Regions from separate parts of the Mus musculus genome. Here region 1 is linked to region 2. Evidence: chromatin loops called from intact Hi-C (ENCODE). Cell type or tissue: left cerebral cortex. All regions are shown on one strand. Each heading gives the region's core, and the rest is flanking DNA. Links, peaks and the distances in the headings are about the cores only. Region 1 holds the start of Gm42196 (a long non-coding RNA gene). Region 2 holds the start of Tnik (TRAF2 and NCK interacting kinase).

What was found. Peaks named below come from ENCODE experiments on the same cell type or tissue, not always from the same donor. Only the 100,000 strongest peaks of a DNase experiment are listed, where the experiment ranks them.
Region 1: a loop joins it to region 2, with 7 times the contacts of the local background. A loop is called at or near these places in 13 of 42 quality-filtered maps.

What each region holds. Positions count from the first base shown.
Region 1 is chr3:28,167,958-28,184,376 of GRCm38, reverse strand. Gm42196 (a long non-coding RNA gene) reads right to left here and starts at 7,865. Exons shown (of 3, transcript XR_880709.1): 1 at 7,723-7,865; 2 at 6,501-6,619. In left cerebral cortex, for the core only: a CTCF peak has its summit at 7,668 (motif pointing left); DNase peaks (open chromatin) are centred at 4,321, 5,594, 7,833 and 8,599; H3K4me3 peaks cover 949 bases; H3K27ac peaks cover 1,451 bases.
Region 2 is chr3:28,255,270-28,271,688 of GRCm38, reverse strand. Tnik (TRAF2 and NCK interacting kinase) reads right to left here and starts at 8,475. Exons shown (of 33, transcript NM_026910.1): 1 at 7,990-8,475. The coding sequence starts at 8,046. In left cerebral cortex, for the core only: no CTCF peak of the experiment used is centred there; DNase peaks (open chromatin) are centred at 7,494, 7,778, 8,383, 8,872 and 3 more places; H3K4me3 peaks cover 4,146 bases; H3K27ac peaks cover 3,780 bases.

The DNA of each region.
Region 1 (16,419 bases), core at 4,192-12,191, 87 kb after region 2:
GATTTCAAAAGTCCAAGTAGCCCCGGTTCCCCAACTCCCTCTCTTTCTGCCTGCAGATCAGGATGTAGCTCTCAGCTACTTCTCCAACATCATGTCTGCCTGCCTGCAGCCATGCTTCCTGCCAGGAGGATAATGGACTCTGAAAACTGAGCAAGCCCCCAATTTAACGTTTTCTTTTATGACTTGCCCCTGGTCATGGGGTCTCTTCACAGCAGTAGAACAGTGACTAAAATAGGGTCCAACCAAGTATTACATCTTCTCATTTTCCAGAGGCTTCTCTCTCTTTTGCATCAGCATAACTGTCACAAAGCTGTTGAGGTCATCCTGGTCTCAGCTCCTGAAGTCAGCATTCCTTTTCAGCACATGATGGCATCTCTCTAAGGGAAGACAGCAGGCTCACGTCATTCCGTTTGCTTGCAGTAAAACTGAGTGGCAGAGGGGAGAGGGAGACATTGGTCCAGGATGCTGTAAATATGACGATGGAGAGGACAGTGATCCTGACGAACAGTGGAGTGCCATTGTTATTGTCGTGAAACTAAAATCTCAGCTTCCATTCCTGAGCCATGCATGATTGACATGTGATGTCTTAGGATTCATTCATATTCAGTGTTAATAAAAATACTTAGAAAAACAACTCTGTTTTATTCTCCTTCTTCACAGCCCCTCCTCCTCCTCCTCCTCTTTCTCCTCTCTTCTTAAAAAAACTAAGTCTGATAATGAACTGAGAGCCATTGGATTTTAAAGTATTCTTCGAAAAAGCTGCAATCCGTTCCTCACACCCCAAGGTTTTGCCCTGCATTGATAAGGAGTTTCTGTGGGAGGAAGTTCCATGCTAAGAAAGTCAGAACTGCCAAGTCTTTTCATTGTTAAAAATAAATAAACAAGAAATGCATACTAAACAGCCTTGGGTGTTAGTTAAAGAGACTCGGCAGCACCATTTAGAACAAGTGTTCTTCAATATGAGAGCTGAAGTAGTTTGGACAAAACTGTCAGGGCATTTGAATACTTGTTCACCATTGGTGGCTCTTCGGGGAAGCTTTGGAGGTATGGCCTTGCTGAAGGAAGTGTGTCACTGGGGGGGTCAGACTTTGAGGTTCCAAAAGACAGTCATATAACAAGATCACCCTCTCTGCTTCCTGTCTGTGGTTCAAGATGGGAGCTCTTGGCTTCTGTGGCAGCCATTATGGCCACCTGCTGCCTCCTCTTCCACTATGATAGTGATGGCTGTTTAAACCTTGGGACTGTCAACCCAAAGTAAGCCCTTCCTTTAATGAGCTGGGGAGATAGCTTGCCTCGAAAGGATGAAGTCCTGACTTGGATTCCAGAATCTGTTTAAACACAACTGAAACATGGTGACACAAGCTTGTAATTCCAGTGCTGGGGAAACAAAGACAGGCCGAGCCGATCACTTGCCCAGCCAGTCTAGGCTACTTAATGAATTTCAGGCTAGTGAGAGACAGGAATGGCTTAGCAGTTATGAACATGGCTCGCTCTTGCAAAGGACCAGAGTTCAGCATCCATGTCAGGCAACTCACAATTGCTTATAAGCCTAGCTCAGAGCATCCAATACCCTCTTCTGACATCTGTGGCCACCTGAACATATGGCATTTATTCACCCCACACATAAAAATAAAAAACAAAAAAAGTAAATACATCTTTAAAAAATATTAAAAACAAATGAGCAAAAACCAAGTTGGACAGTGCCTGAGGTACACCACTCAAATTTGCCCTCTAGATTTGATATGTATGCGCATTCACAGAAAACACACACACACACACACACACACACACACACACACACGCACACACACAGGCATGCAAACTTTTGTGCATATGCTGTGTAACCGTCATTAGGATATCGGATTAGAACTCGCATCAGAAGCAGTATCTTTTCCTGGAGTAATTGTAGTGCTGAGCATTTAGGCTGAGAGAGAAAGGTAGAGAAAATGAAAGACAAAGTCGCAGTGACTGGGTATCAGCGCTCAATTATGAGAACATTTTCAACCAGACAAATGACGGGGTTCAAAACTGTTAGCACCCAGTTCCTCCAGGACCTGGGGGAACAAGAGATTTGTCAAAATTAAACACATAGTAGCTACACAGAAGCTCTGGGGCACAAACGCTTGAAAGCCTTGCTGATATAGACGTGAAAGAATTTTGATTTACCAGATCCTGTTGTCACTAAAACCAAATTTTAATTAGCTAGAGTTCAAATACTAATAGCTTTCTATACTGCTGTATAAGGTGAAAGAACACACAAACCTATGAATCCGGAGAGAAAAATATTCTAATCCTATGACACATGCTTGAGATTAGATCTCTGGCAACATGCCCTTGAACACCCCTTAACTTATTCACCAACTTGAATATGCAAATCAAATACATTCTGTCTCTTACCTTCTTAGCAACCACCAAGAGATACTTGCTTTAAAGAGGTAGTAAGTCATGTTTCACTGGAATAAAACTTCAAAATTGCAGACTGTGCCATCAAGTGGATTCTTTACTGGAGTGTGAGACCTGAGCAAGCCTCCAGCCTTAGCTGCTCTGTTGAATCTGTTGAATTCCTTGCCTTCATTCAAAGATCTACAGTCCTGGCTTTGAGTGATGCCCAAGTTGGGTAGGCATACTTTTGCAGCCGTCTCACCGGCCTTCCTGTATTAGTTTCGTTTCTGTTGCTGTGATAAAATACTATGGGGGTGGGTGGGGGGCAGAGAACTACTTAAAAAAAAAATAAATAAAAGAAGGTTCTGTTTAAAGCATTTCATCTGCACTGGGAAGCAGCTGAGTGCCCTGGAAGTAGAACCAGGCTATAAATCCTCAAAGCCCACTCTCTGATGTCTTCCCTCCATCAAGGCCCTGCCTTCTGAGCTGAGGTACAGCTGGTTGAGGAGCCTATGGGGACACTCATTTCATAGCCCAGCACTTCCTTTCCTCTTCTCCCTCTGCCCCCTCCCTCCTGCTTCCCCTCCCTGCCTTCATCTCTGATTTCCTTAGTTCCTACCCATCTGAAACTCTCGGAAATGTGCTGTAACGCTAAGACAACAAGAGAGCCCAAGCGACAGCACTGAGGGACTAGAGCTAGAAGAAGATATCTAGTTAATATCTCCAGCCCCAAAGGAAGGAGGAATGGGTATATCATTCCTAGAACCCCCAGAACAATTGTAGTTTAGAAAGAGGGGTCACCTGGCAACATTTTAACCATTGCCAGATTATTAAGGGAGGAAAAGGAACACATTTTAGTTGATATCTCTAAAGGGAGCCATAAATAACTCAATAATCAAGACTCCAGTAAGACAATTGAGAACCAAGACAGAGGAGGCACAAGGCCTTTGTAAGAGTGAAAATTCAGGTGGAGCCCAGCAAAACAGATGGCACTGGGGTAAAATCGTGTGTCAGCATCGTCACAAATCAGTCTGAATTACCTCAAGGCAAGAGAGATGACTTTCATCTTCTCACATACCATAATTCTTTGGCTACCTCCACATGTGACAAACTCCCAGGCACTGCCAGATCTTAGCGGAGAGCTCAGCTTCATCCATGGGATGACGATTTTGGAACATAGGCAATGTAGAAGTTGCAGGATCATTGAGGTTTCCACTCAGATTTAAAATGAAAGCCTTGGGAGGCCTGGCAATGCTTATCAGGTTAGGGCTACCTGCAGGCTATCCCTTCTGGGGGAATTGGAAAGATTTTCTCTCTCTGCTTCCTAGCCATTAAGATGTCAGTGGCACTTGACACACCCTCTCTGCCGTGGTGGACCGAAACCTCTGTGTGCCAAAATAAATCTTTCTTCCTTTAAGTTGTTTTGTTCAGGTGCTGACTAATGCACCATGAGGTATCCCATAGCAGAGGCAGTGTCTGCCTAGACGTCAGATAGGAAGGTGGTGTCAGATGTGGGTTACACATAGATCTACGTCACCCCCAGAATTAAATGAGGTCATCTTGAGTGGGTAAGATTACATACCCCTAGAGAAAGGGACAGAGGAAATAGCTTGTGACCTGATGGGATATTTGGAATGGTAACAAAGTGCCAAATGTCTGGACAGGCCTGGCGAAAGAAGTGATGATTAATGATCTCAAACATTATTGGGGAAGTCGGTAAAGTTCTAGAGAAGGGAACTTGGGGTTCAGCTACACTTTGTGTTGACCAAGGGTCCTTGGGTGTGATTATTTAAATAAAATTTTAAGTAACTGTGCAAACAAAATTTACTTTTAACATCTTACAGAGTCTAAGAAGAGCTAGTCTCCAAGGCTAACAGGAGCCACAGTTTAGTTTCCCACTGGCAGACGTGCTGCAAGCACAGTGCCAGCCTGCATCAGTGTCTACTGCGAATCCAGGCCAGTGGATTTCGACTTTGGCCACCCATTGGAGTTAGTCTGTAAAACGCTATCGACCAGTTCCTGTCCCTAGAGATCAATTTTTTTTTAAGACACTGCATCAAAGTTTTACTTGGAGCTTTTTTAAGAAGGGAGTTTATATTTAGAGTGGGTCAACTTCATTATGAATAATTTGTATGAGCCGATGTGCCCTAATTCTGGGGAACATATTCTACCATCTCCTTTATCGCTTTGGGGACCAGACGACTCCCTCACTTCTTCCCATGCTTCCCAATTTGCCCAGTGATTATCTGGTCTTCCACACAAACTGTGCCTCATCTTGCCAGAGCGGGTATGGCTGACCCTTCATTGTTCTGATGTTCGAGGATTTCAGTGAGCCCCTTGATGACTGGGTTGTGGATTCCCGAGTTCTTCAGTACAGAGAAGGAGGCTTTAGGAAAGCATTTCTATGGTGTGTGCTATAGCCTGTATGGTAGAAGTTTCCCCTCCTCTCTCTCTTTTCTCTCCCTTGTTTTCTTTCTCTCTCTTTTCTTCTTTCTTGCTCACTGCTGGTGCTCTCAATCCCAGCACATGGTGCATGCTACGCAAGTGTCCTACCACTTAGCTACACGTAGAGAGTTTGGTTGTGTTTCAAATAGGATCTCTCAACAATGCTCCTGCCTCTGCCTCCTCAGTTTGGGGATTACACGTGTTCAACACTGAATGAAATGAGGAGAAGACCACGGCAAGGTGTAGATGAGGAAAAGAATTTTATTGTAGATATGAGGAAGGTGCAGCCAGGGGCATCTGAAAGCATAAAGCGTTCAGATAGAAGCAGGCCATGAGGAGGGAGGGTGGTCTGTGAGAGAGGAAGAGAAAAGAGACAGGGAAGAGGAGAGAGGGCAAGTGGACCAAGAGAGGAGCTAAAGACCAAGAGAACAGGGAAGGAGGGAGGGACACAGGAAGGAGGGAGGGAGGGAGGGAGGGAGAGAGAGAGAGAGAGAGAGAGAGAGAGAGAGAGAGAGAGAGAGAGTTCATGGCCCAAAATGGCAGGACTTTTTGTGTTTGTTTGTTTGTTTGTTTAATAGGAAACAGAAGCTGGGGGAAAGAAAGCAGTCTCAGAGCTGGAGAGACTTAAAATAGGGAGGAGGGAATGCTAGCCAGGATTTCTCTGTAACAAGTACTTTCTAAGAGAGCCTAGAGGCCACCATGTGCTTTGGTATGCCAACAAGCACCTCAGCCATTTGTCCAAGTTTCATTTGAACTTGACAAACACCGTGCCTGGATCTCAAGGTGCTGGGAGTATGGGTGAAGCAGAGTGTACCGCACTACACAGTAACTGGCATTTGCAGAAGGCAGTGGTCGTCCCTGCAGAGATAGAGCTGCGGCATTTTAGACTGGTTCTCTGCCAGAGGCACATTGCTCACTCCTCCAGGGAAGGAGAACACAGAGAAAGCCCAGGACTGCCTGTGAACTCCTCTGATGCTTCTCCTAATCCTCGGAGCAAGGGCCACTGATGCTCGTAATTTATGATCTCAGCTATCACATATGACTCAGACTCAGGTCAAGTCCCAGCAGCCTCGGCCCACTCTCCTTGTATTACATCATGCTTTATACCAGGAGCCCTAGATGCACCGATCTATATTCCTGATGAATGAAAGTCAAACTTCCTGTCCCCAGGACCTACCCCTGAACTTGACTTATCTAGAAATTTGAAAGTATGCTTTGGTTGTCTTTTCTTATTGCCAAGACAAATAACATAGAAAGCATAGTACTTACAGGGATGAGTTTGAAGGGATAAAAAAAAAGCAAGCAAGCAAGCAAACACTATGTACTTTCCAGAGTAACCATTATTTCTATTAACATTTATTCTCTCCATTCTTTTTTCACTTATCACTGGGGATAAGTATTTATATTACAATGTTAATTATTTTGTAATCAGTGTTTTATACTTAATCTATATTGATCATCTTTCTGCATTATTAGATATCTGGCCTACTAAAAGAAGACATCTTGACACAGCAAGATGACTGCTTCACAGTGACACTAACTCCAACACACACTACTTTAAGAACTATATCTTTTATTTACTATTTGAGACATGTATTTTATACATGTATAAATATGTTTTGATCGTATCCACCTCCCGCTGCACCTCTTCAGTTCCCCCCATATGCTCTCACCATGTTCCAAGCATCAAGCCCGAGTTTCTTTTAACCCACGGAGTAATTAGTGATGCCAGTATGTGCACGGGTATGAGGCTGTCTGCAGGAGCATGGGCAATCTATCAGGGACCCCATCTCTAAAAACAAACAAACAAACAATCAAACAGAGAAAAACAAATTTGTCCTCCCTCTGCTAAAAGCCACTAACTGTCAATGGTTAATCAGCTAGCAGGACCTACCTCCCCTGTATTTGCTGGATTGTGACTGGCTTGATCATTTTATGAGAAACAATTGCACTTTTTGCCAAGCAATGTTTCCTAACACCTTTCCAAAATGTCCAAGGTAGGGCCTGGAGAGATGCCTCAGCAGTTAAAAGAGCACTTGCTCCTCTTCCTAAGGATCTGGGTTTGATTCCAGGCATCTGCATGGTGACTAGCAGCCTTCTGCGACTTCAGTTCTAGGGACCCTCTTATGACCTTTGAGTTTACCAGGCACATACATGGTACATAGTCATTAATGCAAGCAAAACAACCAAACACTTCTAAATATATACATTTGTATGTGTATATAGTATACAATATATATGTATTTTATGTTATGTATATAACATATACATATTATTATATACACATATAATACATAAAATAATCGTATATTTTGTATTTTATACATATACATATATTATATGGAAATATTTTATATATGTATGTGTGTACATATTATAATGTATACTATAATATATGATATATATACATACACACACACACACACACACACACACACACACACACACACACACATATCCCTCAAGGAAAATTCCTGTACAGACTGAGGGTTACCCAATGTTAGAGTGTTGCATAGCATGTCTAAGGCCCTAGACATCACTGCTACTGAAACAACAAGACAACAAATCCTTAAAAATAAAAGCTTTCATTATGTCCATGGATAGACTATGGATGTAGGAAACCCATGTGCTTCCTATGAGAACCTTTATGTGGCAGAAAATACGCCTAGAATGGAAGAAGGTCGCTGTGAGAGGCATTCCTCAAAGCCAGCGAACATAAAAGCCAAATCCAGATCTGAGGACCCTACACACTGACAGGGAAAGAGGCAGAAGGGGGCCAGCGTCTTGCCTGGTGCGCTAGGCCATTTCTCCATTCTTCCTCCCGCCCCCTGGAGGTCCACAGAAAAGGCCACTACCCTCAGAAAACTGAAGTGCTGCGGAGACTGGAATCTCTACCTGGGAGACAACTGTTGAGGCGGAGGAGGCACGGCCCCGCCCGACCGCCCTTGGAGCTGGATGCCTGGAGCCTGTGACTGGATAGACTGCAGCTCTAATCCTGGAGTGCCAGGCCTATTGGAACCAATCAGAACCACTCTGCTCTTGGAGTCTGGAGAAGGCTTCTGCCTCACCATGGCAACTGGCTCCCTGCTGAAAGGGAAACTCAGGCCTCTACTTTGCTTTCTGCTCAGCGCTGGATGGCTGAGGGCTGACAATGTCCCTTGCTCCTCTTTTCTCTTTTTAGCCTGTGAGGAAAATCGGACGAATGACAGTTTTGAGATGAAGCAGAGAGTGTTTCCCTAAATCCTGCTTTAACGCTGTCTGGGAAGAATCTCAAACCCCGTCCCTCCTTGTCTCTCCCTCTCTCCCTCACCCCCTCTCTCCCTCTCTCCCTCTCTCTCTCTTTCCCTCTCTCCCTCATCTTTGGATGTAAGCCAGACCAGCAATTTTAACTAGAGACCATTAGGGCTCGGATGAGCATGCCCTGGAGAGTTGGTTCTGTTTTAAGTTGCTTGGCCTCGGCCTCGCCTTTCTGTTCTGCTCTTCACCGAGGTTAGCAACAATGTTTAAGTTCCTTCTACATTGCTATGAAGGAGCAGATACTGTGGGAACACTTAATCTGGTTCGGCTGATGCCCTTGCTGCTGATAACTTTGTACTATAGCAATGGCCTTGTTTTGAGAAGAATTAAATAGACAGAAATTTGTTAGAGAAAAACAATATCCTTGATTTTGATGGGAACATTTAGGAAAACAAGAGAAGGAAAGTCTTTCGTCTGCGTGTATGTGTGTATGTGTGTCTGTGTGTCTCTGTGTGTGTACATGCATTCACGTGCGTGGGCGTGCACACACAGCATTTGTGTATTCATTAATTCAACAACTATATGTTAGGGGTAGTGAGAAGGCTCAGTATAATGTCTGTCTGCATGCATGAGAATCTGAGTTCAGACCTCCAGCTCCCATGTGCAAACACATGCTTGCTCTCCCGGCAGTGGAGAGGAGGAGGAGGAGGCAAGAGGGTTTTTTAGGGCTTGTAGGCCAGTCAGTCTGCCCTAATAAGTGAAAGACCCTGTCTCAAAAAACAAGGTAGACAGTAACTGAGAAGGACACCCCAAATCAACCTCTGACCTTTACAGGTGCACATGCATATATATATATATGCACTCACAAACATGTACAGGCAAACACCACACACACATACACACACACACACACACACACACACACACACACACACCATTTATCAAGCTTCATCACAATGTGGAGCTCTATAGAAAAATGCAACAATAAAAATGGACAAATATCTGTCTTCCCCAAATCTAGTAGGGAAACATAGAAAGCGTGTTCACAAGCATATAATTAAAGACGAATCCTGTACAAATCTGTAGTTAGAAGGATCAAGAGAGACTGTGAAGCAGATGATATGGGAGGCAGACTTTGTAAATGTGGAAGGACTAGCATGAAGTAATCCTCGCTAGAGAAAACTGTATAAACAACTGGTGGAGTGAGAACACTGAGTCTGTGGCAAACTCAATGATCTGGTTTCAGGTGCTCAAAGGTAAGAATAAGAAAGGCTCAAGGCTGGGTTAGCGGTCAGGTGGGAGAGTGCCTACCCAGCATGCACAGAGTCGTGGCTTCAGTCCCCAAGCACCAATTGGACATGGAGTTAAGACCTGGAATCTCAGCACCCAGAAAGTAGAGGCTTCAGAAGTTCAAGGTCACCCTCAGCTACATAAGTAATTCCAAAGCACCTTATCAAAAAAGAAAGGAAGGAAGGGGGAGGAAAGAAGGAAGGAAGGAAGGAAGGAAGGAAGGATGGAAAGAAGGGAAGGAAGGAAGGAAGGAAGGAAGGAAGGAAGGAAGGAGGGAGGAAAGAAAGAAAGAAAGAAAGAAAGAAAGAAAGAAAGAAAGAAAGAAAGAAAGAAAGAAAGAAAGGAAGGAGGAGAAAAGAAGGAAGGAAGGAAGGAAGGAAGGAAGGAGGAGGAAAGAAGGAAGGAAGGAAGGAAGGAAGAAAAGAAAGAAAGAAAGAAAGAAAGAAAGAAAGAAAGAAGGGAGGGAGGGAGGGAGGGAGGGAGGGAGGGAAGGAAGGAAGGAAGGAAGGAAGGAAGAAAAGAAAGAAAGAAAGAAAGAAAGAAAGAAAGAAAGAAAGAAAGAAAGAAAGAAAGAAAGGGAAAGAAAGAGAGGAAGCAAAGAAAAGGAAAGAAAGAAAGGAAAAGAAAGAAAATAGTCAGGGCACAATATTTTCAGGGTTCTTAAATGTCAACTTAAGGAGTTGAGGTCTGTTCCAGAAGCTACACAATAGAAACCATCAAAGCAAAGAGTTAATGTGGTATGGAGGATGATGGGAGCTGGAAGAGAGACAGGGAGGGTCCTGGCACAGGGCAGACACGACAGAGATGGGTCCATTGAAAATCAAAGACAAAATATGCAGTTTCACAGCTAATTAGATGTAGACTCTCCTAGGTCCTTCACACCGTTCTGTGTACAGTAAATAACTGAGCCGTTTTGCCCCAGGTGTCTCAGATAGTGGCAGTTAAAAAACAAGAAAAGTAGCCTCCGATTCAATTGCAATGGTTGTAATTATTGCTTCCTCTACCCTTTCAGTCCCTGCTTCACACTTATGGCCACGCGGCAATGACATTCCCAGGTCACTGATTCTTAAGCTTTAGTGCATTAAAACCACCTGGAGGCTTTGTCATAACACAGGCTGTGATATTTTAAGAAATTGGATTTCTGGACTGGAGAGGCAGCTCACTTAGTAGCTCCTAGTTCCTCCCTAGGATTCTAGGAGACAAGATTTGTAACCCAGCACTGAATAGATTGAGTATGGTGGCACATGTCTGTAATCCCAGGACTTGAGAGGAACGGGCAAGAAAGGTTTAAAGTTTACCCTGGCTATATGTGATTCTCAGGCCATTCTGGGCTGCAGGCAGCTTTGTCTCAAAGAGGTAGGGAAGGAGGAGGGAAAAGAAAAGACTAGACTCTATTGGGTGTCTATGACAGTTCTCTACCTTCCTAATGCTGAGACAACTTAATATAGTTCCTCATGTTATGGAGACCCCCAATCATAATTTTTTTTTTCGAGACAGGGTTTCTTTGTATAGCCCTGGCTGTCCTGGAACTCACTTTGTAGACCAGGCTGGCCTCGAACTCAGACATCTGCCTGCCTCTATAAATGTTTTATTACTACTTCACTGCTATAGTTTTGCTTCTATTATAAATTGAAATGTAAGTATCTATGTTTTCTGATTATCTTAGGCAACCCCTGTGAAAGGGTCATTTGCCCCTAAAGGGGCTGAGGCCCACAGGTTGAGAACCGCTGGTCTCAGCAATGACGACGTGGCTGTTCTGTGGACTGAACGTGAAGTCCCGCTTCTGCAGGTCTCCTGTGGCCACCTTTGTAACTACGGGGCCGAACAGAAGCAGCAGAGGAAGCCACTGAGTCCAAGAACACTCTTCTTGTTCTTTGAACCGGCATTATTTGAGATGCCTGGAGCAAAGAGGCTCAGAGATTTATTTCCTGAACACAAAACATTATGGTGTAACTTTGTAATCACAGCTATCGTCAGGATCAAATCCTATCTCTGCCTGTTGTACTACTGACTAATTCCTCGAAGTCTCCAATCATTGCAGGTTATATTTATTATTCCTCACATATTATTTTATATTAATATCTGGATAATAATTACCACTGCATAGGGTTGTGAGGAACAGTCGTGGAAACCCATAGAAAGTACTTGGTTGTATGCCAAGATGCACATAAAATGAAATATGGAAATGTATATGATATTTATAAGAACTTTTTAATTGATAGAAGGTAAGGAAGGATTGATAATGCCAACATCTGCTGAGCTGAAGGTAAGAGGACCAAAGTTCAAAGTCAACCATCAGTTCTCCGAGTGAATTCAAGACAGCCTGGACCATGTGAGACTTAGACTAAACAAACAAATAAAACTCACGGAGATGTCACTCTTCCTATTTTCTGTTTGGTTTTGTTTAGCTTTTGTGACATTTTTTTCTTCTTGCCATCTTACCCTGTTTAGGTTGCTGTGACAGTGTACTGTACAGGGTTGACGATGCGGGCTGAGCAGTGGAGTGTCGGGCTAGCGCTGGCTTTCACCAGCAGCTCTGCAGAGAGGTGGCACGTCCCTGTGAGACTAGCAGTATGAGAACCAGTTCAAGGTCACTCTCAGTGACAAACATAATCATCTGTCCAAAAGAAAGAAAGAAAGAAAGAAAGAAAGAAAGAAAGAAAGAAAGAAAGAAAGAAAGAAAGAAAAGACAAAAAAGCATACCAGGGTCTACTGAGCCCCATGGAGCACTGTGTAGCCATACATGGTGAGTTTGGCTCCTTCCCTACACTAACCCTTCCGTGAGAGTGAAGTGGTCACCTCAGTCACCATCTGGTTTGTCAGCCCCTTGGGGACAACGAAGACCCCCAGGGGTGGTCATGACTTTGGATTAATCATTTTCTCTCCATAGCTCGTTACAAACATCAGCACGTTCAGTCTCAAAGAACATAGTAAGATTCGCTTTCCTGGCAACTTCCTGCTAGCTGGGACAGTGTCCGGAAGAGGGAAAGGAACAGATACCTGAACCCAGAGGGAGGAGGAGTCAGGGGGAGGATAGAAAGCTTCCTGTTTGGACTTTTGTGCCTATTTCCAACCTATTAGCATCGTTGTCTGTGGACCTTGAGGCTTTGGGTCTGGTCCTGAGGTTTTTACCAGTGCAACTGTCTGGGGCTTGTCCCCAGCAAAGAAGGCAGCAAGGAAGCATTTCTCTTTAACCAGATAAGTCTGGTGTCGCACCATCCACGAGGGACGCGGAAGGCAGGTACTCCTATAGGGAGGACCATCTCAGGTTGAGCCTGTGTCTTGGGAACTTGAATTCCCCACCCTGCAAAACGAGCTTGGAAATCAGATACCCCTTCCCCTCAGTTTGCTGCAGGGGGGATGGTGGAGGGAGCCTTGAAGAGAATGGGATGAGGTTTTCCTGCTGTGGGCTCCCCAAGTCAGACGTTGTCACGGGTTAGCAGAAAGAGCAGCGTTCCATTCATCCGAAGACAAGGGAAGTGGCTGTGTAAACCAGATATTGTTTCTTGTGGCAGGCACTGTCCTATGCATGGTAGGTATTTGGCAATAGCTCTCTTTTCTGCTTATTACACTTCCTCTTCCGGTGATTGCATAATCCAAAAATGTCTAGACGTTGCCAACAGCCCCCAGGGGGCGATAATCACGTGGCCTGAGACCTGCTGCTCTCTGGTGCGGTTCTCTGCTGGAATCACTCAAAGAACACTTGGTCCGTTCCCTGCTTCTAGAAAACACTAAAACTCCCCGTGAAAAGGTAATTTAGAGGAAGTAGAACACAGTCTCAAAACAGTAGGCACAGAAAGGCAGGTGGAAGCCGATGAAATAAAACCTTTTTTTTTCCAGGTAAGGAAAAGGAGACAGGAAGCTTGTGATATGCCTCAGGCCCAAAGATGAGTCAGAGGGAAATCAGGGAGGGTAAGAGGAGTATAGGGTCTGACCTTCAGTCAAAGAAAAACAGCTCCATCCTTCCCCCTTCCCTCCCCTCCTTCAGTTGGGATCTACGTGGGAACAAATGTCGGTTGTTTTAGAAGCTGGTGGAACGTTCAGAAATGTTTCCTTTAAATGAAGGGCAAAAGGCGGGGTCAGGGGGAGCGGAGAAAAGCTAGAATTGCTGACTTAAGAAATGTAGTTTACCTGGTCCACTGCTGCCACTGCCTCAGACCCTCCCGCTTGCCTGGCTGGCTGGCTGCATGGCTTCTCCTATTGGACAGACGAGGAGCTGGAGCTTCAGTCAGAAGGCTAGCAGTGAGGCTGGGGTCAGGCCTAGGGATTGTCCCCAGGAGCAGCTCCTCCTCTGGCCTTGCCCTGCCTCTGGACCATCCACAAAGCCAGACTCGGTCATATCATCCCCCTCTCTTCTCCCGTTTTTGAAACAGGATCTCCAGGAATTAGGCTGACCTGGAACTTGCTAAATAGATGAAGATGGACTTCCGATCCTCCTGCCTCCTGCTGGGATTCCAGGCCTTTGGCATCAAGTCCAGGCTATGGAGTGCTAGGACTCATCCACTAGGGGCTTTGTACACTAGGCAGGCACCCTACCAATGGAACTGCATCCCAGGTCCTCAGGGTGTTCTGTTCTCTAAGGGATCCCTTTTGTTTACCTCAAGGATAGTTAAAAGTCCTTGTCTGTAACAGCGGCACCCAGAGGTATCCCTCTCGGGGGTTTCCCTGGTCCCCTGCATTCTGATGGTGCAGAAAAAACTAACAGGAGATTGTTGCTTGACAATAAGTATCTCTCATTGGCTGTCTCAGGCCTCAGCACCTCCCTCTGGGCCTATCCCAGCAGGTGGGCTGGGGTGCAGGTGGGGCTCTCCATTCTGATCTTCTGGAAGAATGGCTTCCCCAAACCTCCTTGATAGGACACTTTTCTCCCTCCCTCTCTCCCTCTCTCCTTTCCTCCCTCCCTCCTTCATTCCTCCCTCCCTCTTCCCTCCTTCCCTCTCCTCTTCCTTCCTCCCTCTCTCATTCCTCTCTTCCTCCCTCCCTATCTTCCTCCTTCATTTCTTTCTTTCTTCCCTTCCTTCCTCCCTTCTCTCCCTTCTTTCCCTTCTTCCTTCCTTCATCCTTCCTTCATCCCATTTCTGTGTTCACAGTATGTGTGATGTGTCAGAGGGAGCCATTTTTCCAGACTCCTGATTTCTTTCTCACAAGCCCTAAATCACTTTTGGGCCTTTTGTTCTTTAAGACAGGGCCTTATGTAGCCCAGATTAGCCTCAGACTCACTGTGTAGCCAAAATGACCTTGAACTCTGATCCTCCTTCAGAAGGCTAGGATTATAGGCATGGACCACATGGCCACCTTTAAAAGAAAAAAATTAGTTTCGATATATTTGTTATGTTGAAAGAAAACTTATGTAATACATTTTAAAATTTTTTAACAAAGGAAAGATTTGCGGAAATAGCTGTTTTTCTCATTTCTCTGTGCTGAAATATTTTGTGCGTTCTTTGAGTATATAGGACTAATGTCTTGTGACACATGTGTCCCTAGAATGACCCAAAACAACAACAAATGACAATCTGTTTATTCTGAGCCCTATACTCTAGAACAGAAGCCATACCTTTTTATACAGGGAAAACTGTAGCCCAGAAAAATGAAGTGGGCTACTCAAGGTCACAGAACTAAAAAGGCAAAGCATTAAGCCATAACGGAGTAGGAGTATTTCAGTCTGAGGAGAACGATTTATGCTTTACATAAAATCCTGGTACCTATAGGCAGCTTGGGGAGAGCTAATGTTGGAATAGCCTGTGGTGAGATTCAGACCTGGGACAAATAACTGAGGTGCATAGTTTACATACCAAAGTGAACTTGGCCGCCAGGTTCTCTGGGCATCCCTCAGGCCCTACCTGTTACAGGGCATACATACTCTGCTCTCTGCCCTGAACTTTCCAGCTGAGGAGCTGGCTTACCCTCCCTCCCCCAGGAGCAAACATAAGTCCTTGAGTATGGATTTTAAGTGTGTGCTCCCAACCCTGCCCCACCCTCTCCTTTTCAATATAATACAGACATTTCGGTATCTCTTCTTGTTCTTGTTCTTCTTGCTCTTCAGCACTAAAGGCCAGACCAAGTGGACATCAGAGTCCCTTCCTTCCTCCTTGCCATGGGCCTAAGTTTGGTTCTAAGCACCCATGTTGAATGGCTCACAACCACCTGTAACTCTAGCTCCCATATGCATGCACGCACATGGAACCCACACACATAGAAACAAAAACACATAGAAACGAAAATCTTCAAACAAAACAAAATCTACATTGAGCCCAGAACACTCATGGGAAACAGCAAAGCCCACTGCAGGTCAGTGTGGATCTAGTGACTTGGTGACATATCAAACTTTACATCAGGGTGCTCACCTTCAACACAGGAGCAACTCGAGGTTCTTGGGCACTAAATTAATCGCAGACCATGGTGAGTGGGAAAGACTGCAGATTTGGGCAGAGGGCAGGCTCAAGCCTCTGGACCTGCAAGCAAACATAAGTCCTTGAGTGTGGATTTTTAAGTGTGTACTCCCAACCCCGCCCCACCCTCTCCCTTCTTTCTGTGTTTCCATCTTTCTATCTTTCTATTTTAACACTAGGGCCCAGCTTCTTATACTGGGGGTTACAGCTTTACCCTCCCAGTGACAGATTGCTCAGCTACACGCTGAGACATAAACCTCCTTCCAGTCATCCCAGAATTAGGCCCATAGATTTCCAGTTATGGAAGGGAGGTGTTCCAACTCAGGCAGCAGATGTAAATTATAGGCCTGAATGGATTTTGCATGAATTTCTCCTAGGCTACTTCCATGCTGCTTAAATACCACTTTTTAAAAGCAACATGGCATTGTATTTTCAGAGGCGATTTGTTTCCACTGCAGAGAGGGCTCCAGGAGGCCAGAGCAGTCTTTCAAGCTCTTCCCCTTGCAGGGAAGAACATTGACCAGTGAGCAGTTCTCTAGAACCCACAGTGGGATTTCATGGTTCCCCAGCCCATGCTCTCACACAGCTTCACTCTTCCTTTTAAGACAAAACTTAGGATCCAAGCTCAGCTTCCATATGTCCTGGGAAAAACAGCTCCGCCACCTGCAAAGACAGG
Region 2 (16,419 bases), core at 4,635-12,634:
AGCATTCCCCCAAGCAAGCTGGGACCTCCCACGTAAATTGTAAGTCAAGAAAATGCCCTACAGACTTGCCTACAGGCAATCTTATGGAGGCATTTTCTCAACAAGGATTTCTTCTTCCCAGTTATAACTCCCAGATATATCTAGATTTGTGTCAAGTTCACAGAAATCAACCAGCACAGAGCTCCCATCATCTGTCAGAAGCCTTCCACCCATTGCTATCTGTGTCAGGATAAAAATTCAAGGTCATCTCCCCTCAGGTTCATAGAAGTATAACCCTTCCTACCTTTATTATTTTTCAAAAGACTGAAACATCTTGCATGTAAGCATGCATGTGCTTGTATATGTATGTATGTACGCAACACACACACACACACACAGACACACACACCAGCCTTTAGATTCTAATACTGAAAATATGAAATCTCTCAAGACAGACTGTGGAGAAATGATAGAGAAATTGTAGAAACAAGGTCTCTCCTGCACAGAACACAGCACTGTACTTCTCATGGTCGGTGTTTTTGAAATCATGCTGTTTGTAACAGGTATACTCTCCGTAAGGGACATCCCCTCGAGTCTTGTCACCTACAGAACATAATGAAGTGTGTGTTCCCCGAGACTGTGCTATGACCAGGACGGGGCTGTTTCTGGAGTTTCTATCACCTCTGTAGGCAGCATCACCCTCAGACCCTCTAAAAGGACTGTCCGTTGTATATTTGTCCATGTAGAGCGTATTCATTGCTGTGTGGACGACCCTGGAGGAGATCCCCAGAAGAATAATCATAGGCATTGTTTTCCGGAAGCTTGCTATCTAGCAGATTCAATCTAAGACTGTAGCGAGTACCACCAGAGAGGTACCAGGTCAGATCTGTAAGTGCCAGAGAGAAACCCCATCCCAGAAAAAGCAAGGACAATTGTTTGTAAACCGTAACTAACCTGTGTATGTTTGTCATTGGGAAACTAAGGACCTAAAGAAGGGTAGGGTGTGTCCTAAAGAGCATATTTCATCAGGTGGGAGAAAGGCTCTTTGGGGCAGTGGCAACCATTAATGGTAAAGAGCATGCTGGGAGATGCAGCTGCATAGCAACTAGCTTAGACACTTGCTAAAGTGTAGGCTTTGGCCCTTAGGCTAGGGAGTCAAGGAAGGCTTGGTACAAAGAAACGACCAGAAAGAAAATGGGTTTGAAAAATACTTATGCGGCTGCCCAGATAAGGCTGGGACAGGGAAAGCTCCTTGGGAAGATATGGGAGGTGGCTGTCATCACAGCAGCTACAGAGAGGAGTGGAGACGTGGTGGTGCATATAGAAGACATTCAGAAGGAAAATTTATGCTTGGAGTGGAGGAGGGTGTATTTTCAGGACTCAGGGTATCTCCTTGGGACAACTAGACTCAGTCTGGGCAAGTAGGAAGAGGTAAGGGAAATTTCTCTTTCTGAAGAAAAACAAAAACAAAACAGCAAAAACAAAAAAAACCCTCACCATCAGAATGGGGAAAACCACCCGGGAGGTCCTTATCGTTCCCATAGGAACCTCACATTTATATGCACAGAAGAACATTTAATTCACAAAACATCCTGGGGATTTGCTGGACACCCTCAGCAGGGTGGTAACAAACTAGCTTTCCTTCTAAGAGAACTACACCCCACCCCTAAGAAAACTACACCGTGCCCCCAAGATGGGAGCAGTAATGTGACTTTGAAACATCTCTCAGACTCCAGCTCTCCCAAATGCTGTCAGCATAGAAGATGACTGCACTCAACTGGGCATGGTTGCCAGGATTCAATGACAGCAGCCCCAAGGGACCATTCTCACTGAAAGAGGAGTGGCATCAAAGCAGGGAGTATAGACTAATTCTAGAGTAGAAAAAAGGGACAAAACCCAGAATATAAGCTTTCCATGAGCCTTAGAGATAAGAGAGACGGTGTGTGTGTGTGCATGTGTGTGAGTGTGTGTGTGTATTACTTTGATGAAGAAAATGCATTTGAAATTCTTTCATCAATGAAATATCCCATGATCTCCTAAGCACATAATTATGCAAACAGCGAACTAAGAGTTGTATTAGACTTTGTATTAAAGATTACTCCAGTTAATAATGAACACTAAAAATGCCTTTGCCTATAGCACTGATGCTCTGATAGCTATGGGTGCATCCTATCTTAGTGGGAGGTCATGTCATTGAAAAACAATGACAAATCCTAAAAACCCGTTCAAGGTCTTGGAAAAGCAACAAATGCATCCAGAGGAAGACAGCTGTGCTCCTGCCATTTTAAGATGCTGTCATCAATCCGTGCAACTTTACTAAAATCTCATTTTAGACCAAATTTAATTAAGTGCTCTGGGGTAATGAATTAATAATGTTTCAAGAATTCTTTAAGACCCAAGGGACCTCTGACCAGGTTTTAGCACTGAGATATTAGTGTATCATTGTAAGTGTCCACTCCTTTCTCATCCCCTTTGAAAAAAAAATGAAAGAAAAAAAAAGAACAGACACGATGTAATAAAAGTGTTTGCATTTGAATAATGGGCCATCTATACAGAAGAGAAGTAAAGACAAGAAAGAAAAATTGCCTTAATGAATAAAGCTGTTGATTGATACTAGTCTAGAAACCGTAACCTTTAAAAGGCTTCGCAATGAGCCTTGCTCCTCTGTCATGGGAGTCTATCCTAGAACCAAGCTCCACTGAGGACCCACGAAAGTGTACAAGGTCGAATGAGCACATGAGAAAGTCTGTTTCAGTGCTATTGCAAAGAGGCATGCTCCATGAAGAGCAAAGAAACCTGAAACCCACCTCTGGCCTCCACATGCAGACACATGTGCACACTCACACACTCAGAAAGATGTGCCTTCTGAACTAGACTCCGTGGCACACACCTGCCATCCCAGCACTGAGGAGGCGAAGGCAGAGCTATTCAGAATACAAGGCCAGTCCAGGCTACACGGGGAGTTTCACACAGTCCTAGGCTACATCTTAACAATCTGTCTCAAAAAAACAAAAACAGATAAACACACACACACACACACACACGCACACGCACACGCACACGCACACACACACGCACACACACAAACTTGTCCTTCAGCACTTTCCACAAGGTTCAGTCCCTGAAATCAAACGCTGGTGGGTTTCCCATAAAATTCTATCTACTGACATACGTGTACGCTGTCTTGTGATGACATAAGTGCTGTGCAGTAAAGCCTTTGATTTTAGGATCCAGGATGATGAAGACAAGCAGTTGCCATTCCACCTTTGTGCTGCTGACACTCAGGCATGCCCTGTGTCACAGACAGAACTAATAGGCTATGTACAGGAAGCCCAGGAGCTCGGGACCATTCCACTTCATTCACTAACGCATTCATTCATGCATATGCTCATTCATTACTTCATTCACTCATCCAATCGCTTGTTCAACTAATGAGATAGCTAGATTCAAAGGACACTGTGGCCCTTAACGAACTTGTAAGGAGGCGAAAAGAAAAGCTCTTGGCCCCAGCCCTGGCAGCACAAACACACAAAGTGCAGTCAAGAGGTACGCTTTCCAGATGAAAATAATTCTTCCGTCTGGGTTTTGATGGAGAAGTCGACGGCTCAGTTGGCAAAGCACTTGCTGCACAGGCGTGAGAACCTGGGTTTCCGTCCCCAGCAGCCATACATGGAAAAATCTGTATGTGGCAGTGACTGTAAGGAGATAGGAGTGGAAACAGGAAGATTCCTGAGGCTTAGAAGCAAGCTAGTCTTGCTCAGTCAGTGGGATGCAGGGTTCGTGAGAGAACCTGTCTCAAGAAGTAAAGTGGAGAGGTAGCTGCCCTTCCCGATGACCTGGGTTCGATTCCCTACACTCCTGTGGCAGCTCACAACCATTTGTAACTCCAGTTCCAAGGGATCAGACATCCACTTTTGGCCTCTGCAGTCTCCAAGGATGCTGTGGCGCACAGGCATGCGTGAATTTTTAAAATACCCAAACACATAAAAAATAAAAATAAATAAAAACAAAATTGAGGTACAGAGAACTAGAGAAAGGAACATGACGTTGACCTCTGGTTTCCACATTCGCATGCACATACACAAACATGTCAGCTAAACACCTGTGTGTACCAATTTACATATGCAAACTACACACACATAGGTCAGGAGCAGGGGGTGCGGGAAGAAGAGATTGATGGCTAGGTCCAGAAAGGCATGGGGGTGGAGGTGAAGGCGGTGTAAGTCATCTAATTTTGTCTGAGTCCTGCCCCAAGCTGAAAGTCTGAGGTCAGAACCCCTGACCTTGAGTGCCCGACGCCTTGGGCCAGGCTGAGCAGAGCCAGTGTTGAGAAACACGATCCTCTTCAGAAGGCTGTCTGTGCTGAGCTCACCTCATAGGCAATGCAGCATCATGGTGGATAATTTCATCTTTTAATACAGCGAGGTCTGAAGCAGGCATGACTCAAGCCCAGGTCTGAATAAGAAGATTGTTTGCAGTAGCCTGGGTGCGTGCATACACATTTTCATACACCCACATGGAGAGAACTTAGTCTGTAATACTACATATAATATCTGCTGTAATACTACATGTAATATCCGCTGTAATACTACATGTAATATCCGCTGTAATACTACATGTAATATCCGCAACTCCAGCAATTTTAAAAAGCATGCATGGACATCAGAAACCTCACACACGGAGGTATCTGAATAATGTGCATGTCTGGACGGACCCCTTGGGACATGTTCAGATGGAGAAGGGTTACTGAGAGAGGTTATCAGCGCAGGACACCATCTGTCCTATCTGATTTAGATGTCTATTTGACTTCGAAGAAGAGACTGAAAGAAGGCTAGGCAAGATACATTCCAAAGGTGCCAGATAGTTCTGGTCATTTGATTTGGTAAGTTCACTGTTTCTAGTAGGTTTTCCACTCTCAAGACAAAAAAATCCATGCCCCTGGTCAAATGATTAATTTCTCTTGCCCTCCCTACTAGCAGAAAACATCTCACTGACTTCATTTCCAGCTACAAATGATCAAATGATGTGTCTTAGAGAGCAGACTGAGGAGTCCGGAACCATATTCTTTCCTCTGGCTACTTTTATTTCCCCCTTGGCTGTGTGACCTTGGACAGCAAAGTTTACCTCTCTGGGTTTCAGCTTCCAGAGTGTCACACTACAGGAATGGGCCAGTGTTCTAAGATTCTTTTCCAGCTCTCATCTATAAAACCATCCCCTACCTAACATTCAAGACTTAGTTGAGCTTCATGAATCCTGCCATGAGGACTCATGGAATTCTGATTATTTCCTAATCATAAACCCCACTTCATTTTAGTCAAAAACAAAAACAAAAACAAAAACAAAACCACCACTACCACCACCACCACAACAACAAAATCCCACCCATATTTTGCATGGCTTAAATGACAGGGCTGGTACTGGTTGCTCTGGTTTGAATTATGCATTGTTCCAATTGGGGAGAATTTCAGACTAGGCCCAGTCTGGGATCACTGACTGAGAACAATAAGCCCCCAAAATCAGAAGGAGAAAGGCCTCTCTAGACAGGATCTGCTTTTAAACCACCAAGCCCAGGGCTTACAAAGAGCATTGATTGTATACATTAAAGAGCCACAGGGATGTCGAGGGGCTGACAGGGCTGCACCACTGACCTTGCCTGCAATTCAGGGTCAGGGTTTCCTCAGAAGGACTTCTCTGCAAGCTTAGGAACCAACCTCTCCAAATCTGGGAAGGCAGCCACCATCTACGCTTCCATTTGTGGGCATCACCTACTGGCCCTCGGAGACAAACGGACCTGCACACCTAGCCTACCACAAGACTGCCTGACGCTCCCAGGCCTGCTGAGTACAACTGTCTGCCCATCTGCATGTAAGTCTTCCAGCCAATAGCTCCCCCAGACACTGGGAGTAGCTGTTATCCTAGCTCTTTGCACACACCAGTGCAGGCAGAGAATTCATTGGGCTTCTTGGGTGACAAAGAGCAATCTCAGTAAATCATACAAAGATATCTGTTCCACATACACATAGCAGAGCCCGGGAGTTTCCTCAAGTATGCATCAAGGTGCTCTGTGCTTGGTATCTCAGAAAACCTTGCCCACAGGAGCTAGTCCCCTCCTCCCAGCCCCCCAACTTAAAAATCATATCAGGGAGAAGGATGCTAAGATTCCTGCTCAGCTATATCACAAGGCTGCCTCATTGTTCAGGCCTCCACCTCTTAGCCACTCCTCCTTCTCCAAGTCTGGTCCACCTGATTAACTCACACCATAGCAACTCCCAGACAGAAGTAGAGCACACACCATGGGTGAAGAGGAAGCCGCGCTTGTTTAAAGCACCCACTCTGCTCCCAACCCCCACACTTAGCTACTCACTGGTTCTGAATGTGGCCTTTGGGCACCAGAAAAACAGACAGCTTACTGTAATCATGCATGAATGAGCTTCTGCTGCCCCACTAGCACAACAGGCCGTTTCATAGGGCAGTCAGTCCTCAACCTTCGAGTTGTCTCTCTGAATTGTCACCTCTCTCTCTCTACCAAAAGATATGGGAAGGGGCAAGGATTCAAGGAGAGGGAAGAAAAGAGACTCGTGGAGCCTGAAGAAAAAGTATCACCTCCATCAGACAGGTATCTAGCCCCTTAAAATATTTGTAGAGAAATGTAAGGGCAGGAAGGCTTTAGTAGACACAGGTAAACGGCCTCAAGATTCTAGCATCAATCTAACAATGTGTTCCGGAGAACCACTGAACTTCCACCCCTACTGGCGGTGGGTGACATGAGATGAGACACCATCTCTTAGGTCTCACCTACCCTCCAGGCATCAAGCATATGCATTTGCTGTTTATTTTATTTTTAGTTCGGGAGAGGAAGAAACTAGTGGAACTGAGATTGGTGTCCAATCTTTCTCAGATGCCTGCTGCTGCCAAGGCCACCACCCCTCCTCACCCCCTTCCTGGCAGGCAGCATCTAATTAAAATGGCAAGAGCGCTCGGCCCCCTTCCCCGAAGGAGTGTGCTGGGATTAGAGGTGGGGGTGGGGAAGCGTCGAGGCTGCAATGGGATTCCTGGCAGTCTGATTTTCAAACAACAGCAAAATGGATTCTAGATCACTAAAGTCTTATTCAATACAATGGAACGACGTCTGAGGTGTTTCATTAGGTAAAGGCAAAGCGGCCGGGCTCGGGGAAGGGAATATGTTTTACAAAGGACTGTTCACAGACCTGGGACACACACACACACACACACACACACACACACACACACACACACACACACACACACAGGCACACAGGCACACAGGCACACACGCACACACAATCTCTCCAGGGAGTTCCGGTGTGGTGAGGAGAAGCGGTTAAGCTTCTCTTTCACCTGCTGAAGTTCAGCCATAAAACTGAAAGGTCACAGTCACCGAGGGAAGGAATAGGCAGGGCTGAGTTCAAACCACAGATAAAGGTGAGTGCACACTGGCATATAGGGAAGAGCTGAGCCGGAGCCCCAGCACCGGAGACAGAAGCCGGGAAGGGAGTCAGTTAGCACCTACAAGACCAGCCCAGAGCAGCAATTACTGCTCCATTGGAGCAGCAGGGTCCGCTGGTAGAGACAGCTAGCTCACGATGGCATCTTGCAGGTAGCTGGCAAACGTGAAGGGCCAGTGCCTTTCTTCTCCAAGAGAATCTTTTGCAGCAAGGAGCAGTCGGGTCTCGCGCCTTGGCACGAGACGGTTGCCCGGGTACACACACACACACACACACACACACACACACACACACACACACACACACCAGCCTTTCATGTAATGCTCTTACACCGATCGAAGATGAAACTGACAAGCTCTACCAGCTTCCTTGCGGAACCTCGGGAACAGCCTAGGAGCACAAGGGGAGCCCAGCCCCTGCTGTAGGGGTAGGGGCTCAGCCTAGAACCCCTCGGCTGCCCCGGAATTAGAACAGAAAGGCAGGGAACGTTCCCTCTTTCAGCCCTAGACCATTGGAAAAAAAGGAAAAAACACGTTCTGCTCACCCTCAGGGCGGAGAGATCGATTTCATCCAGGCTGCGAGCTGGGGAGTCGCTCGCCATGTCGACTCTTCGCGGGAGAAATGGACCAAAACCACCCCGAAGCGTCTTCCTTGGCAATTCCACCCCGGTCTATTTCGCTCGCGTCCTCATGCGGCTGTCCGCCAGAGAGGCCCGGGGCCCAGCCTCCCCCGCCCACCCGGGCCCCAGCAAGAGTCCGATCCCGATCTTCCGAGAGCGTCGATCCGCGGGATCCCGGAGCCCGACCTGCGCGGATCTCCAAGCCCGGAGCCGCGGTGCGTGTGGGCTGCGCGCCCTGATCGGCTAAGGGCGCTGGGGCTGCGTGGGTGTATTTAAATGGGACATGCTTCTTTGCTTGTGCGTGGATGGCGGCTGCATTGGCTGTTATAATGAGACATATCAACTCCTCCACTCAGCTGGGAGGTGGGGGTGGAGAACCACACAGAACTGTCTATCACCGCTTCCTGGGAGGAGTGGGGGGGGGGGGAGAGGCGTGGTCTCCGACTGGGGAGAGGCCGCGCTTCCTGACCGGGTCCCTCCGCCACTAGCCAGGGTGGGGGAGGGGTACGCACCCTTTCCGCCCCAGCTTTTGAGGGTTAATAGTGCTGAATCTAAACAGCCGTTTTTGAGCCTCTCTGTGCAGGAGCCTGAATGCTGAATATATATTTTTAATGTGTCCAATTTGTGCAGTGCACCAAAATGGCTCTTCGATCGTATCTTGGGGTTTCTTGACTGCGTTCAGATACTCTAATGGTGAAAAGGGTGGTGGGGAGAGGCAGCGGGAAAAGGCAGCAGCGTCCTCCCTCCCCCATTAATTATTTGTGGGGCTGGAGTAAAGGCGGGCCGGTGCAACCGGTGCATATAAGGACTTGTGCGCAGGGAAGGGGATCCGCCTCCCCGCGCAGAGCGAGTTGGGGAGAAGCTCACACGCGCCGAGCCGGCAGCCTGGCTTTGGTGCTGAGCAGTGGCCACAGGGTCACGGTCATTCGCGGCCACTGGGTTGCAGGAAGGCAGGCCCGAATCGTCTGTGGTTCTCTAGGCTGAGTAGGTTTGCTAGAAGCTGGAAATCCGAGAGATGTGAGCTCTGTCTGGATATCGCCACACCCAAGACCTGCGCGTGCCGCAATTCCCCACGGAAATGACCGAATTGAAAAGAGAAGCTTGCTCCCTGGGTGCAGTAGCTCGAAGGATTCAGGTGACTCCAAGGCCGACATTAATTGGGCAACATAGTACCTAACCCAGTGTTTCCTCCTTTGTAGCTTTTCCGCGGTGACCTACCTGGATTCATGGAGAAAGTTTGGCTCTAGGATAGTGAGCCCTGACCCGCGAGCTATTTGACTTCGCTCGCTTTTTCACTCAAGAGCTGGGTGTTTGCAGTGGTAACCCGTCATTCTTTATCAAAAGTGTAAAGTCACTTCCCCAACCCTCTCGCATCCTTGCCTGTCTCCTAGTTTGGCCACGCAAAATACGTCGGAAGAAAACATTTATAGTGAACTCTTCCCACTGGCTTCAACTCATCAATAGTTCTGAGTGTTCCTCTAGCATCTACTGAGATAAAAAGCTAAACATACTGGGGGGGGTTGATTTTTATTTGACTTTTTGTTTTGTTTTCTTTTGGGGGGAGTAGAGGTTCTTTTTGATTTATCTTATTGGTTGTTTGATTTGGTATGGTTATGAGACAGATCTTAAGTACTTAAAGGAAGTCTTCCCTTCACTGTGCAGCTGGGGATGGCCTTGAACTCCTCATTGTCCTGCAAATGACCCCCCCCCCCCCGCCCACCCAAGTACTCAGATTACACATGGACACCAACACTTGGGCTGTTGCCACTTCTTTTTAAAGTCATGAAGAATAAACTAATTATGAGCTTCAGAACAAGTTGAAAGAATGAATGAACGGACCAACACTAATGAAATTAGTGTTAGCTGGACTGTTTAGTCTTGGACTCATTGGGGTGGGTCATGTGCTCTCTAAACCATACCATGAAACTAGAATGCTGTTCCGAACCCACAAGCCTCCACGAAGGGACCAAGTAGAAGCCATCTTTTCCCTCCACCACACTTTTCCTTGTGTGTCATCATCATCTTCTCCTTCTCCTTCTTCTTCCCTTCTTCTTCTTCTTCTTCTTCTTCTTCTTCTTCTTCTTCTTCTTCTTCTTCTTCTTCTTCTTCTTCTTCTTCTTCTTCTTCTTCTTCCTCTCCTCCTCCTCCTCCTCCACCTCCTCCTCCTCCTCCTCCTTCTTATCTCACCCTTTCTCTAGACAACAGGTTAACATGTCTCAAGATGAAGCAAAATAATTTCAGATTAGGGTATTGAGATTCATACGCAGGGCTCCTTTAAAAGCTTCAGACTTGAAAATAGGAGATAAACATGCTCACAGAAAAGTACTACAGACTTAGGTGAAACCACAAAAAGGTCTTTTCCCCTAACTCTAATAGCACAAGACTCTACTTTGGGGTTTACAATAGGTTCAGACTAGTCCACTGCTGCTGAGGAAGCCCCACCTCAGACAGAAAGGATGGATATAGCTTCAAAGAGGGTTCAACACAGTGCACCCTGGGGAGGGAGGGAGGAGTGGGTAGAAAGCAGTGGCAGGCAAGGGTGGGAAATCTTAGGACCAGGAGAGGGCAGAGGGCAGATCAGGCAGAGTTCTGCATGCCCTATTCAGGAACATCAAACTCTCTTCTTTAGGCCAAGTACATTTCAGATTTCAGCTGTTCCAGCAGAAGTCTGATTTCTTTCCATCCTGCACTCTTATCAACAGTTTTTGCTTTGTGTTTAATTTAAAAGAAAACATAAGTCACTACTATAAAAAGAGGTCTAGACATACTAGGGCCCCAGTCCTTAGTAGGCACCAAGGACTTAGCACCACTGACTCCATGATGGAAGGACCGCTCAGCTGTAAAACAGCATGGAGACAACACCATCTTCTAAAACTAAAGCCTAGGCCTAGTCCATCAAAAACCATAATTCTGAGAAAGTCTCTAAATGTACTAGCCTTGCTTTTTGGCTTCTGTGGCTCTGCTTCTGGCTAACTGTTCTTGTTAACTGAAGTATGTCAACCTAGAGCATGGTTTTTGTGCTTAAAATCTCACCCTGAGAAAGGCTCTGGGCTACACTGGGATCCTAGCATAGTTGCTGGCTGGCTAATAAAGACTTCCTTTTAGATTAAACCCATGTCTGGTCTGAGAAGTCTTCTCTGGTGAGTACCCCACAGCACTAGACATACCTCCTCCTATAGAAAAGAAAACATTCAATATAAAATCACTATAATGAAAGTAAGGTCTACCATTTTGGTCGGTTATTGCTTCGTTATGGAACAGCCCAGGTAACAAGGAACCCCAGCCTTCACAAGGGCAGACAGGAAGTGCGGGGCAAGAGGTCAGCAACTAAAATTATTTTAGATACATGATGTTAACTGACAGGAAAAAGGGCAAATAGCAAGTAGCATAGGCAGTCAGGATGCGACCAAGATGAGGCTTTACTCCTGTCATGATCTGAAGGACTGGGGAAGCAGAGACCATTCAGGCATATCTTCAAAGCCAAGAAAACACACCTGCCTGCTGGCTGTCTCTACTCTAAGCATGCAACAACAACAGAAAGCCTGGCACAGACAGGAAGTGCACAGCAACTGACCAGGGAGGACGAAGAAGAGGATACAAGGAAGGCAAGGAAGCCCGGTGAGAACTTACGGTTTTTTAAAAGCTGAAGCAAATATCATTACAGGGTTGGAATAGTTAAATATGGACTGCTAGTTATAGGTATTGATAATATTGTCCTTGGTGCATTTACATATTTGGAACATTCTTGTGTTTTAAAAGTACTCAGAAAAGAGAGAAACCAGAGGTGTCTTCTCCTTGTTATGTTCTGTGTTGTTTAATAACAAATCTATGTGCCAAGTCAAATCACAATGTAGAAATCAGAAGTAACACGTGTAGGGGTTCAAATGTAGCCCAGGTTTTCCCCTGACTTGGTACATAGCTCGGGATGACTTTGAAATTTCCAAGTACTGAGCCATCATGTCTACCTCGGAAAAAATATTTTTAAACATACATTAAGGTCTTAAAAGAAGCAATATCAGCTGGCCACTTATCCAGAGCACTGTCTAGATGGTCTAAATCAGTAAGAGTGGATGTGACGTTTAATATGACAACAAAGGAACTGTATGGGTGAGATTTGGGCAGGCCGAAGCTGCATGAGCAGACATGTTTATTGTGGTGAGTAACCAAGGGACTGTATTGATTCATTGATTCATTCGACGTAGATCATTCTATATAAAAGCAGTACTAGGCCCTGAGGAGCCTGAGTCACACAAAACTCTCACCTCACAGAGACAAACAAGCTTATAAACAGCCAGTGACAAGATTATTTTAGATATGTAGTGATAGCTGATATGAAAAAGTACATGCAGAATAAGGAGACTCAGCAGCACACACCCCCCTCCACTGGCACCAGCTCTGAACATGTATGCTAGGGTCAATGAGGCAAGCTAGTACCTGGGTGCTGATTCCCAATGACGGGAAGAAATGGGAACTCACTCCCAAACACTGTGTGTGTCTTCTGAGTGCTGCTCCGTTCTCCTACTACACTCCTTAAAGCAAACCTTCAGTCAGAATGGCACCACTGATGAACAGAGGAGAGCTCTGAACACAGCGTTGGCCCACACGGACAAGTGCACTCCTCCAATGGTCACGGGAGCTATTACTGGAGAAGAAAGACCCTGGCATCAGTTAGCAAACTGAATCAAGACCGAAGATAATAATACAGCAAGACAGGCTTATAATGTGCACACTTAAATCCTTAGAGGTATAATCCAGGACTTGCATGCAGAAAATATAACTTTTTTTTTTCAAAACTAGTTAGAGGACTAGTTAGTCACATTTTATGAGTGTAGGAACATGGACAAGTTGGTAAAGTACTTGCTGCATAAACCTGAGAACATGAATTTTAATCCCAGGACACGCGTGAAAAAGGTTTCCTGCAACAATATACCTGTAATCCCAATACTAGGGAAGTGGAGGCAGGAGGCTTCCTGGGACTGACTGGTCATGTAGTCTCGCTAACTCAGCAAATGCCAGGATCAGGGAGAGACCCTGCCTCAAAAAATAAGGTGAAGAGTAATCGAGAAATGCTCCAATGTTGACCTCTGGCTTTTGAATGCACACATGGGCACACACACACACACATACATGCACACCCACACATCCATGTGCACACACAAACTTATAAATATTTTTAAGAGAATATATTGGAATAAAAGCATAGTAGATTGAAAAAATGATTGTAAATATAATTGTGTTATTAAGATAACCGTTTTATTATCAATATAATAAATCATACACATTCTTCTAAGCATTTGCTGTGGTCTGAGTATTTCTGGAACCCCTAACATTAGACCTTGAAGACCGAGTTCAACAGTGACAGCATGAAGAAGCAGTGCCCTTGTGAGGGACAGCAGTGCCCCTGTGCCCTGGAAGGACACAAGGGGCATCACTTGGAGGATCTGTGTTAACAGATTCAAGCGTCAGTGCCTTGACCTAGGACTCTCCAGCTTCTAAACCTAAGCAATACATTCCTGTTGTGTATAAAATTACCTGAGGCATTTTATTTTAGTAGCCAAAATGAACTAAGAGAACATCCATGTATTTATATATTTAATATTTATTACCTAACAAAATAGTCAATAGTATTAGGATATTTGTCTTACAAGAGAAGAACAGTAAACTTTAGCTTTGCCTGGAGCAACACAGTTATCATAAGAGGATGAGTCAGGATTTGAACTCAGGGTCTTCTTCACTGTGTTACACTGTCACTGATGGAAGGGAAGGATGGGCAGTTCCTACCACAGAGTAGTAAGCCCAGGCTGTTCGTTCATTTATTGGTTGTTATTGTTGTTTTGTTGGAACAGCAGAAAAAGTTAAGCAACATGAAGGTATATCTAAAAGTTCCAACATGCTTCTAATAGAAAATCTGTACAATATGTGGAAGAGTAAAATAAAATGCTATAAGTTGTCCCAGAGTCTATTATTTTATTTTATTTTTTTACTTATTCACTTTACATCCCACTCAGTGGCCCCCTCCTGATCACTCCTTCCCATAATCCTGCCTCCATTCCCCATCCACTTCTCCTCTGAGCAGGTGGGTATCCCTCCATCCTAGTACATCAAGTCTCTGAAAGGCTAGGAGCTTCCTCTCCAATTGAGGCCAGACAAGGCAGCCCAACTAGAAGAACATATCCTACATACAGGCAACAGCTTTTGGGATAGCCCCTGCTCCAGTTGTTTGAGAACCACATGAAGGTCAAGCTACACATCTGCTACATATGTGTGGGGAGGCCTAGGTCCAGCCCATGTATGTTCTTTGTTTGGTGATTCAGACTCTGCGATGCCCAAGAGTCTGGGTTAGGTGACTCTGTTGGTCTCCCTGTGGAGTTTCGATCCTTTTCCGGGCCCACCATCTTTCCTCCTATTCTTCCATAAGCATCCTCAAGCCCCATTCACTGGCTGTGTCTGTGTCTTTTGTTTCTAAGTTCTCATATGGTGCTTAACAAAAAAAAGCATGAGAACATAACAAAATATCACACTCCCACACATCATTATTGAATTTCAGACCATGAGGCCTACAAAGGATATACCACCTAGGCTGTCTACTTCTCATGAGCACAGAGGTAGCAGGGTCCTAAGGGTCCTAAAGGAGATGCTTTAAACTGGAGTGTTCTACCCAATGTACTAGCATTTGACAGGAAGCACAAGACAGTGGTGGACATCCTCAGATGAATATGGATTCAGAGGGTTGACTCTTCCAGCTTGCTTTTCCATTGCTGTGGTAACCACCATGACCAAAGACAGCTTGTGGAGAAAAGGACTTATTTCATTTTATACTTCCATCACTAATGGAAATCAAACAGAGGCCATGAAGGAATGCTGCTTACTGGCTTGCTCTTCTGACTTGCTCACTAACTGTTTTGTACAACCCAGACCCATCTCCCTTGGAATGGTGCAGTGGCCTGGGCCCTCTCAACACCAACCAATCAACAATCAAATCTAAAAAAGTGCCCTCCAGATAGGCCTATAGGACAACATGGCCCAGGCTATCCCTCAGTTGAAACTCACTGAGATTAACTTTTGGCTGTGTCAAGTTTGTAGCTGAAACTAACTAGGAAAATGTCATTTCTGAGATTATTATTATTAGAAAATGTGTTACACCAAAGAAGAAAAAAATGTTTAAAAAGATACATGATACAAAAAGAAACAGAGAGATAAGCAACAGCAACATGTGTGGATGAATGCGAGTGTGTGTGTGTGTGTGTGTGTGTGTGTGTGTGTGTGAGAGAGAGAGAGAGAGAGAGAGAGAGAGGGAGAGAGAGACAGAGAGAGAGACAGAGAAAGAGAGAATGATTCAGTGATGGATATAGGTATTGCAATGGATTGGTTTGACCTGCAGTCACATATGTGAGATTTTTTTTTTAACTTTTCCCTTAATAGATGTAGAAAGATCCAACTCACTATAAGCAAAATCATGGAATTCTGAATTGTGTAGGTGTAGAGAGGGGACCAAATACACCTCAACATGGCTATGTTCTTTTCAATCCATTCTTGACTATGAATGCACTAAATACGGCCAGATGCCTCAAGCTCCTACTCTGTGACTTATTTTGATTTTTTTACACTCCATATTCCATTCCCTGCCCCCATCCGTCCTCCGACTGCTCCACCTGCCACACTTCCTCCCCAACCCACCCCAGCACACGTGAATGTCCCCACCTCCCACTCCACCTAACCTCTAAACTTCCTGGGGCCTCCAGTCTCTTGAGGGGTAGGTGCATCATCTCTGAACACAAGACCCGGAAGTCTTCCACTGTGTGTGTGTTGGGGGCTTATATCAGCTGGTGTATGCTGTTTGGTTGTCCAGTGTATGGGAGATCTCGGGGGTCCAGATTAATTGAGACTGCTGGTTCTCCTACAGAATCGCCCTTCTCCTCAGCTTCTTTCAGCCTTCCCTAACTCAACTACAGGGTCCAGCTGCTTCTGTCCATTGGTTAGGTGCAAATATCTACTACACCTGACTCTTTCAGCTGCTTGTTGGATCTTTCAGAGGGCAATCATGATAGATCCCTTTTTGTGACTTCTTTATGCTAAGGGACTGTGATCTTGAACTATGTGTTAAAATAAGCCACTTCTCCTGTGAGTTGCTTGGTTCCAGGAAATTTTATCACAGCAGCAGAAGGAAACTAAGACAGTGTCATAAAGAAACCTGGAGCCCTGAGCATTGTTGATGACTGCCCTACCACTGAGCTACCCTAGTCCAGGCACCACTGTGGCCCACTCAAAACCACTCGTCCTCCTTCATTATTGTTAAACGGATTGTGAGAATTTACTCTCAATGTGTTTACATCCATAGGCTCTCCCCTGCTCCAA